Linked DNA regions of Homo sapiens: region 1 is linked to region 2. Evidence: read pairs that join two places in POLR2A ChIA-PET (ENCODE). Cell type or tissue: Caco-2. All regions are shown on one strand. Links, peaks and the distances in the headings refer to the core of each region. The heading gives the core; the rest is flanking DNA.

Region 1 (5,376 bases), core at 328-5,327, 230 kb before region 2:
TCTTTAATTTAGAAAGAACTGAAAAGTTTGTAAATGAGCTGCCCCCTAATTTACCCATATTTTTGAGTTTGGATTGTCATATCAGATTTACCAATAATAGTATGCATTGACATGTTGTTTTTAAGTTTATGAACACATTCTCTAATTGCCAACTTTTACTTCTTTAGGATTACATCATTTATTTCACAGTTTATGTACCCTTTACCAATGTTATATTAGAATCAAGTGTTTTAACATATCATTTTACAATTTGCTGTGATAGTAATTGCTTATAACTGCCCATAAGGAAGATCAGTATTCTAATCTATATTTATTAGACAAGGAAACTAACCCACTAGAAAGTGTATGTTCTTAACTGCAGTATTTAGTGGATATCGAATAAATAATAAGTAAATATTCAAAAAACTGAAAGTGGACCTTATTTATTTATTTATTTATTTATTTATTTATTTATTCATTCATTTATTGAGATGGAGTCTTGTGATGGAGTCTTGCTCTGTGCCCAGGCTGGAGTGCAGAAGTGTGATCTCGGCTCACTGCAACCTCCACCCCCTGGGTTCAAGCAGTTCTGCCTCATCCTCCCTGGTAGCTGGGTTTCCAGGTGTGCGCTACCATGCCCAGCTAATTTTTGTATTTTTTAGTAGAGACAGGGTTTCACCATGTTGGTCAGGCTGGTCTCGAACTTTTGACCTCAAGTGATCCGCCCGCCTCGGCCTCCCAAAGTGCTGGGATTACAGGTGTGAGCCACTGTGCCCAACTGGACTTCACTTTCCATTGCTGTTTTTAACTCTAGCAGCCAAGTGGTAGTCAACAAATTAAAGGAAATAGTAGCTTACTTTTAACTACTTCACTGAAGTAAAGAATGTTTTTAATTTAGTTCATAACAAAAAAGTAGTGAAAAGAGAGCTCTGATTATGATGGCAGAATCCCTACCACCTCATAAATCAATTTGGAATATCTTATTTTCTGAAATTTTGTTGAATCACCTGTCAATCCAGTTTATCCTCTTCCCTGCTGTGGTCATCTTTCCAGTGATGGAAAAGTTTTAGTCTTGTGAAAAATGACCCCTCAGGATGCCAAAGTTTCAAGCTATTTTGTGAGAGCTCCGAGTATAGATGATAGAGACTTTTATGTAAAGATGGGAATTTACAAGGCAATATTTTAATAAAAGGGAAAGTTAGAGGGTATCTTTTCAATAAAAAATTTTAAATATCATTCAGGCATGTTGGCTGTCTAGCACATATTACAGTCCTCTGTCGGTAGACTAAGCTCTTTGAGGGAGGGATGATATTTTATTTTTCTTAGTAGAATTAAAGTCAATCTTTAGCAGATTGACTGACACATGGTAGGTCAAAGTAACTACAGTATTTATTGAACTTAATTGTTGACTCCCCTCTGTGTATCCCATGAACTTCTTGGGTCTCTTGTTCTTCAGAAAGAAAGGTAGAATACCTCACTGATAAATGTTTCTTTTCTTTTCTTTTTGAATGTAGGGCATCACGAGAAAATCCAGCCATGCAGGAAAAAAAAAGGTCAAGCATTTGGCAGTTGTAAGTATTGAAAAACAAAGATGTTAGACAGCACATGAGACAAGAAAATTACAGTCAAAATTTATTTCCAAGAATGATTTTATGTCCATTTTCTTTCCTTCATTTTTTTTTTTTAAACTAGGGGTAATGGTTAAGTAGCTAAACTGAACTTTTTTTTTTTTTTTAATATATAGTGTGCCAACTCGGTAAGGCTCTTCTCAAGGACAAAAAATATGATATCGTAAGCTGCATCATGTTGACTGTGCATTTGTTGCAATCCTCTGCCAAATTTAAATAATGGGGAATTATTTAGAGACTTGAAAATGACCTGGATCCCCATTAAATAAGTTTCTGATTGGCTGGTTTTGTGATTGTAAGAAACTTTACAAAGTGAAGATGAGAAATTTAGTGCTTGTAGGGTTTGAGTAATATTGTGTATGTATTGAGCTTGAGTTATGTTTGTGCTAGAAGTACTATGTGTTTACTGTGATTAAAACTTACCCTTTTTTGGTGAATCTGCTATTTAATGGAAGTGTCAATTAAAAAAGAAATAGACCCGAAAGTAGTTGTTTAAATTGAGCTTAATCAGAAAATGTATAAAATGTGTGTTAACATGGTAATATGTGTTCCAGTACTTGATTATAATAAGCTGTTTTTAGAACTGGCATACTAAGCTTCCATTCACATCACACAGCCATAACCTTGCGGTTTAACAATCGCTCTTACCTTGCACCAAGTAGGAGCTAGCAAAAAAACCAAAATATATTTATTCAGTAGGAGAAGTTTCCTCTATTTAAGAGCTTCTTGCTTTCATTATACAAATTGCTAGTTAAAGAACAGGCACCCGCCATTCTAAGCAATAGTTTCTCTTCACTGAATGTCTGAGTTTGGCTACGAGTTACTGCTAAGGCTACAGCGTATGACTACAAAAACTGTTTTTGCCAATTTCTAACTCATTGCCTTGTAAAAGTACTCTGAAATTTTCTTCAACATTAAAGTTTGTGGAAAATCAAGGATTGTTTCTCATAGTACATGTGACACACAGACATACTGTCTTCTTTTAGTTTCAGCCGACTTTTCAGCTCCTCAAGTAACACGACTAAGAAGCCTGAACCACCTGTTAATCTGAAGTACAATGCACCCACGTCTCATGTTACTCCGTCCGTCAAGAAAAGAAGCAGCACCTTATCTCAGCTCCCTGGGGATAAGTCCAAAGCCTTTGATTTCCTTAGTGAAGAGTAAGTCTTTTCCAAATTAATCATTATATTCTAAATTAAGTTAGTGGTTCAGAATATTCTTGGCCTCTTATCAGCTCTAAGGATTCAGGTAAATCTATAAAAAAATCATTTCTGGGCCAGGCACGGTGGCTCACACCTGTAATCCCAGCACTTTGGGAGACCGAGGTGGGCGGATCACAAGGTCAGGAGTTCGAGACCAGTCTGGCCAATATGGTGAAACCCCATCTCTACTAAAAATACAAAAATTAGCTGGGCGTGGTGGTGTGTGGCTGTAATCACAGCTACTTGGGAGGCTGAGGCAGAAGAATCGCTTGAACCCAGGAGGCGGGGTTGCAGTGAGCCGAGATCATGCCATTGCTCTAGCCTGGGTGACAGAGTGAGATTCCATCTTTAAAAAAAAAAAAAAAAAAAAAAAAAAAAATCATTTCTGTAACTTGGCTGTCTTTAAGTAAATTACTTGTAGTCAAAAGTTTTTATGAAAATTGCTTTTCAGTTTTTATAAAAGAGAAGGATTTTTTTTTAAATGCCTCATTTTTGCTGGTATGACAACATTGATAAATACCTATTAATAGAAATGTGAATGGCCTTTAGAGGTAAATGAGCCTTTATCCTAAATGTTTGAACATTTCTGTTGGTGTCAGAGGACTTGGTTTTCCATCCTGACTTTACTACTCATTAGGTACAAACACTTGGGCAAATTAACCTTTCAGAGCCCCCAGTTTCTCTGTCTGTAAAATTAATCTGATAACCTATCTCAAAGGTGATTGGACCCAATTATACAGTTATCTGTAAAGTATCTGACATATAGGTAGATATGTTAACTGTGGTATATATACATAGCAACTCATCTTATGAAAATTTAAATGGCCAAAATAATGGCAAATTATTTTCAAAATCATTTTAATAATATTTTACCTTATAACTCCAAAGTTTACCAAATCAGTTTGCATTTTTATTTTCTGAAACAAGTTAATGGGATCTAAAATCTAACCTATATCAATCTTCCTAAGCAGATATTGATTTACTCAAGTTTTAAATCACTTCTAGCACGTTTTCTGGCATTAGGATATTCTCAGTAAATATTTGTTGAATGAACAACAACAACAAAAAAGCCAAACATACTTAAGAATTTTCCCCTTTCATATGGCCAGCATCTGAAACCTGATATAAATTTGGTGGCTGATGATTCAATTTAATGTAACAAAGCTGCTTGGTAACCTGTTAAAGCTTAGGCACTGAATTCACTGCACAAACTTAAAAAGACCAGCTTTAGTATAACACTTTGTTTGTTTGTTTGTTTGTTTTTTGAGATGGAGTTTTGCTCTTGTCCCCCAGGCTGGAGTGCAGTGGCACCATCTTGGCTCACTGCAACCTCCACCGGGTTCAAATGATTCTCCTGCCTCAGCCTCCCAAGTAGCTGGGATTATAGGTCCGCACTACCGTGCCTGGCTAATTTTTGTATTTTTAGCAGAGACGGGGTTTTACCATGTTGGCCAGGCTGCTCTCGAACTCCTGACCTCAGGCTATCTGCCCTCCTCGGCCTCCCAAAGTGTTGGGATTACAGGCATGAGCCACCGTGCCCGGCCTATTATAACACTTTTTAAGGAGCTGTTATAGTTGAAATAAACTAATTTGAAATCATGTAAATTTTTGTTGTTTTTGCTGTTTTAGTGACAGAGGAGAGATAAAACTGGGGATAAACGTAATTAAACGTATTCATGTAATTAGGAAAATCTTTTTTCCTTTTAGAACTGAAGCTAGTTTAGCCTCACGCAGAGAACAAAAGAGAGAGCAGTATCGTCAGGTAAAAGCACATGTTCAGAAGGAAGACGGTAGAGTGCAGGCTTTTGGCTGGAGTCTGCCTCAGAAGTACAAACAGGTAATATGCACATGTGGTAAGAGCATCCAGCAGGAAAGAAGAGGGCAAGTTGAGTGTGCGTGGGCATGAAGGATTCACTGTACGCATCCCAGCCCTGCTCATCTCAGCCGCATGGACTGGGCACACATTTAAGCATGGAGGGTGGTGGTTTTCAGGCTGTTTTCTAGAGCTGTAGAACTCAAATGAAATGCTCTGAGTCTGTGAGGGGGGGAGGAGTCAATAAAGGGTGGCTAAGTGCATGGAGTTTGAGGTACCCGCTCTGCTGTAACCAGAGCAATTCTGGTTTAATATTTGAAGATTTCATTTTTTAAAAAACCAGCATCATTGTTGAAAAAATTATTGGCATGGAACTTTTCAAACTGTTCATTTAAAATTAAGTTCAGGTCTTCAGGAATTTTATCTGTCTACTCCATAATTCCTACCCCAAAAGACTCACATGTTCATGTACAAACACATATGCATGTGCACGTGTGCACATATGTGTGAATTAGAGCCTCTTTTTGAGCTCCCATTATATCCTGTTTATTGAATTGCTCAACTTGATTTTTCTGTTTTTCAAATAAGAATGGCAAAATTGGCTGATGCCTGTCATTGGCTCATGGTGCCTGTTATTGACTCATGCCTATAATCCTAACACTTTGGGAGGCCAAGGTGGAGGATGGCTTGAGCTCAGGGAGTTTGAGACCAGCCTAGGCAACATAGCATGACCTCATCTCTACAAAAAATTTAA
Region 2 (5,305 bases), core at 1-5,000:
AGTTACAATATGGAACTGAAGACAGCTAGGCCAGAAACACCAAGGATTTTGGCAACCACCAGAACAGGAGAGCGGCATGAAACAGATTCTTCCTCAGAGCCTCCAGAAGGAATCAATGCTGCCAACATCTTGATCTTGGGTTTCTGGCCTCTACAACTGTGAGAGAATAAATTTCTGTTGTTTAAAATAGAAAGAAAGAGAGAAAGGCGGAGGAAGAAAGGAAGGCAAGCAAGCCAGCAAGGGAGAACCCTTTGGTGTTGGAATGGGACTAGAAATATGAAGTTGTTCTCTTAAATATATACACACACAAAAGAGGAAACTAAATAAATTAGATTGATTTTAAAACATATATCTATATACAGAAATAGATGCATGTGTTTATGTGTTTATGTGCGTATATGCATGTGTGCTCCTAGCTCTGCACACGGGAAGAGCCTAGAAGCAATGACATCTCCATGGGAATGATCACACCTGTGCCTCATGGAAAATAACCTGGCTCCTTGGAGAAATGCCTGATCGCAGGGCTGGGGCAGGGAAAGTACAATGGAACCCAGAACATCTTGATGTGCCATGAAATAAGAAAGTGCTCACAGTCCGGGTGCGGTGGCTCACGCCTGTAATCCCAACACTTTAGGAGGCCAAGGAGGGCGGATCACTTGAGGTCAGGATTTTGAGACCAGCCTGACGAATGTGGTGAAACTCCCTCTCTACTAAAAATACCAAAAAATATTACCCAGTCCTGGTGGCGTGTGCCTGTATTCCCAGCTACTCGGGAGGCTGAGCCAGGAGAATTGCTTGAACCTGGGAGGCGGAGGTTGCAGTGAGCTGAGATCACACCACTGCACTCCAGCCTCGGCAACAGAGCAAGACTCCGTCTAAAAAATAAAATAAAAAAAAAGAAAGTGCTCACAAAATAATGGGGATATGTCAAAGGATATGGGAAACAGCTGCCAGGATAAAATGCTGGACAAAGTTGGGATGATTAAAGCATCAAAATAGATCATGATAGTGATGGATTGTGACCCACTGAATAAAATAAGAATCCATGAGTTCACAATGATAATAAATGAATGAATGGATGAGAAGTAAAGCTCTTTCTTTTTTTTATTCTTTGTAGAGATGGAGTTTCACCATGTTGGCCAGGCTGGTCTCGCACTCCTGGGCTCAAGCCATCCTCCCACCTTAGCATAAGCCACTACTCCAGGCACAACTTTCTGTAAGTTTGAAACTATATCAGAATTAAAAGCTACCTCTCACAGGCTCACACACAAGCAAAACTAATACATGGATAAAAGGGCCCACTAAGTGCCCAGCATAATGAATGGAACAAGTCATATGCCAAGGCCTGTGTGGCAGTTGATTGTCCCCCCAACACACTTTGCCTTCTTCCTTCCTAATCGGCTCTGATTTTTAGTACCAGTAGATTTTTTTTAACTAGAACATGTAATACTTTAATTTTAAACATTAAAATTAACTAAAAGGCCGGACGCGGTGGCTCACGCCTGTAATCCCAGCACTTTGGGAGGCCGAGGCAGGTGGATCACCTGTGGTCAGGAGTTCAAGACCAGCCTGGCCAACATAGCAAAACCCCGTCTCTACTAAAAAAAAAAAAAAAAAAAAAAAATTAGCTGGGCATGGTGGCACACAGCTGTAATCCCAGCTATTTATAGGGAGGCTGAGGCAGGAGAATCGCTTGAACCTGGGAGATGGAGGTTGCAGTGAGCTGAGATCCCACCATTGCACTCCAGCCTGGGCAAGAGCGAAACTCCTTCTCAAAAAATAAAATGAATTAAAAGAAGAACGTGTGTTCCCCTAAATAAGAAAAAAATGAGTGTTGTTGAGTGAACGTGTGAGTGAATGAGTGAATCAGTGAACGGGGAGTGAGTGAATGAATGGACCGAACAGGTGAGCAAAATGAGAATGAACTGAGGCTTTCCCTCAAGTGCCAAGCCTTTTCATCTACAGTTCCCCTGCACCTGTAGCCACACCCACTCAGGGGAGGAGGTTCAGGATGCCTTTTTTATGGCGGACCACACCCTGGCAGCCAGGCTGGCCAAAGTGCATTTTCTCAGGAGTCCAGGCCAGGGGATCCCTGCTACTTCCGCCTCTCCATTGCCCCACCCTGCCCTTCCCCTGTTCTTGCAGAAAGACACACCAGCATGCTGGGAAGACAGCATCGGCCTGGCAGCCAGGTGACCCAGGTCCAGTGCCAGGCCTGTGCCTGGCTGGCCACGTGACTAGTGGTAAACATTTCACTTACTAAGGCCTCGTTTTCCCTGTTTGCTCCTTTAAGCAGTTTGGCCAAATCAGTGGTTCACAGTCTTGGCTGCACATTGAAATCAGCTGGGAACCTTTCAAAAGTTCTGGGGCTCTGATTGCATCCAGACCAACTAAATCAGACTTTATAGGGTGGGACCTGGGCATCCACGGTTTTTAAAGCTTCCCAGGTGACTTCAATGCACACCATGTTTGAGAGCCGGGGGGCTGCGATCTCCATAGCTCCCTCCAGCTTTTTTTTTTTTTTTTTGGTTTTTTGTTGTTGTTGTTTGGTTTATGGTTTTTTTTTAGTGTTTATTTATTTATTTATTTATTTATTTTTTGAGATGGAGTCTTGCTCTGTCACCAAGACTGGAGTGCAATGGTGTGATCTCGGCTCACTGCAACATCTGCCTGCCAGGTTCAAGCGATTCTCCTGTCTCAGCCTCCTGAGTAGCTGGGATTATAGGCGCACGACACCACACCCAGCTAATTTTTTGTATTTTAGTAGAGATGGGGGTTTCATCGAGTTGCCCAGGCTGGTCTCGAACTCCTGAGCTCCGGCAATCCACCCGCCTCAGCCTCCCAAAGTGCTAGGATTACAGGCGTGAGCCACCGCACCCAGCCAGCTCCCTCCAGTTTTTTGATGCTGAGGCCCACCCTGATGCCCCGTCTGTTTGCCCGTCTTTTGTCATTGGAGGGTTAAATGAAATGTGAGCGTTACCCGAACATCTGGGTTCCTATCTGTGCACCTCCTCCTGTCTTCAGCCTGCCTTTGAGGCAGCAGCCTCACTGGGGACTTTGACCCTCCCCACCCATTCTTCACTGAACCTCCTGCTCCAGCCTCTGCCTCCTCCATTTTGATGTCTAGAATCAGGGGATCCAGGATCATCACCAAGGTCATTTTCCCAGGTATGGAGGGGTCTTTCTGCTTCTTTCTTGTCATGCACAGCTGCTGAGGAAGGGGCTGGGAGTAAAGACAGTGAAATGGGGAGGAGGAGTCCATTCAAACCGAGAAACAAAGTGTTTGGTTTTTCTTACCCCTGGTGTAGAAGCTACCAACCTTTTCCAAGAAAGAGGGCCTGGCCCCCTTCTCGGGTCTGGCTGGGTGCCTGCTGTGCCTCTCTGGCCTCCCCTCCGAAGGGCACCATTCCCTCGGGTGAGTACTACCGGCCTGCACCGTCTTCCAGTGGGGACAGCCTGAGAAGAGAGTCTGGAGCCTTACTTCAGTACCTTCCTTCACTGGCCTCACCCTGTGCAAATCATGCCACACGCTGCAGCCTCCTTTTCCCTATCTATAAAATAAAAATGACCCTGCTCTATCTCACTGGGCTGGCAAGAACACACTGTTGTTACCTTGCAGACAGATGTGCTGAGGCTGTAGAAAGTGCTTTTTATTTGGTTGGGAGCTTGTGCATAAATGCGAGAGGGGCTGCACATCTGACGGACTAGAGGTGACTCATGGCTGAACCGGAACAGGACATCGGGGAGAAGCCAGCAGGTGAGTCTGGGAGTCCTGTTCCCAACATGGTCCTCAAGGAGGATGGGACAGGGGGCTGGGGAAGGCTGGGACACAGGTGATGCTGTGGCCAGCAGTGCCCTGTGGCCTCCGCCACTCTGCCAGTGGGGTAGTGAAGAGCAGAGCAACTAGACCAAAGGTCCTTTCAGAAGGAAGCAAGTGTCTATAGCTATAATAAATAATAATAGCAGCCAGCAATTACTGGTGCTCACAACTGCTAGGAAGTTGTACCTTCTGTGTACTTTCTCATTGACTTCTTACAATCTGGTGAGGTAGGATTGTTAACCTCATTTTCAGATCAGAGAGGTTATGTAACTTGCCCAAGGTGTCAAAGCTACTAAGTGGCAGAGGAATTCAGACCCAAATCTGCCTGAGTGCAAAGGGCATGCTTTGTGACCTCTATGAGACTCTGGCCGTTCACAGAGCTGACACATTGACCACAGAATAAAATGCTTTCAAACGTAGTGGACAGGGCAGGGAAAGTTCTCGGGCTGTGTGTTGGGTGAGTTAGCAGTGAGGCAGGAAGGCCTCGTTTCAGGTCAGGTTCTGGTATCTCTATCAGGTATCGATATCAGGTCAGGTACTGGCAGGTGGGCTGGGGCCCAGCTGCTACAGGGGCTGCCTGAGAAGGAGCCACAGCCCTGAGCCACCTCCAGGGCCCAGAATTGAAAGGCAAAGAGAAGACTGCAGATCCCCGCTCACTAGGGGAGGGGACATTATTCCTGTCCTGGGAAGGGGCTGAGTTGGGCAGGAGCGTCTCATCTCCTTGGAGGCATCTGGCAGGGTGGCACAAACAGGGCTGACTTCATAAGTCTGTGATCAGTGCAGCTGCCCAGGGCCTTGCATTCAGAAAGGCCCTGGGCTTGGGGTTCAACATTCTGTGATTGTTGACTTGAAATGTGTCATAATTTTAGCCCTGAACTTGTTTTGTAAGTGGTGTCCGATGGGACAATGGAGCATGTGCCAGGGTTGGGAGTTGGAGCCTCAGCTCATACATATGGTCTCCACACCCAGACCAGCCCCACCACTGCTGTAACCCTCTGCCAGAGTCCCTCATTCCGCTGTCACCTTTGCCCAGGCAAAACAAGGATCAGAAGTTGAGGAGTGGCAGGCAGCCCTGGACACTCTCACCCACCCCCATCCAGCTAGTTGGTGCGTTCAAGTGGGGAGGTCGCAATACCCTGGGCGTCACCCATTTGCCCTGGGTTAGAGCAGCGGCTGTGAGAAGGGGAAATTGGCTTCCTCTTCATTTTCCTTTTGCACTCGGCTTTGCAAATTATGTAGTTGGCCCTGGTCACATCCATATCTGGCCATTTACCAACCTGAACAAACTACTTCCCCTTTCAGCCTCAATTTTCCTGTCTGAAAATGAAAATAATAATGTGCATACCCCACAGGATTCTTTTGGGGACAGTGAGGCTTTTCTCTTTTCCAGAATGCAAGTCTGATTATGACAGCTCTCTGCTAAAAACCAGAATGGCTTGGTGGTGTTTTAGGACAAAGACCAAAACCTTTCATCTAGACTAATGC

Evidence for each region. Peaks named below come from ENCODE experiments on the same cell type or tissue, not always from the same donor. Only the 100,000 strongest peaks of a DNase experiment are listed, where the experiment ranks them.
Region 1: POLR2A ChIA-PET joins it to region 2 with 8 read pairs; 2 of 35 experiments call an interaction of 5 or more read pairs at or near these places.

Annotation. Positions count from the first base shown.
Region 1 is chr17:50,995,835-51,001,210 of GRCh38, reverse strand. SPAG9 (sperm associated antigen 9) reads left to right here. Exons shown (of 30, transcript NM_001130528.3): 14 at 1,494-1,550; 15 at 2,594-2,767; 16 at 4,517-4,646. Among named protein-coding and RNA genes, the nearest start is that of SPAG9, 120 kb to the left of the region's middle. In Caco-2, for the core only: no CTCF peak of the experiment used is centred there; no DNase peak of the experiment used is centred there.
Region 2 is chr17:50,765,326-50,770,630 of GRCh38, reverse strand. It overlaps ANKRD40CL (ANKRD40 C-terminal like), which reads left to right and starts at 3,113. Exons shown (of 4, transcript NM_001358683.3): 1 at 3,113-3,168; 2 at 3,620-3,757. The coding sequence starts at 3,718. MIR8059 (microRNA 8059) reads right to left here and starts at 1,981; the gene lies at 1,901-1,981. RefSeq lists an enhancer at 4,554-4,643 and a silencer at 4,944-4,993. In Caco-2, for the core only: CTCF peaks have their summits at 1,468 and 1,685; DNase peaks (open chromatin) are centred at 2,050, 3,050, 4,440, 4,940 and 4 weaker places; H3K4me3 peaks cover 1,464 bases.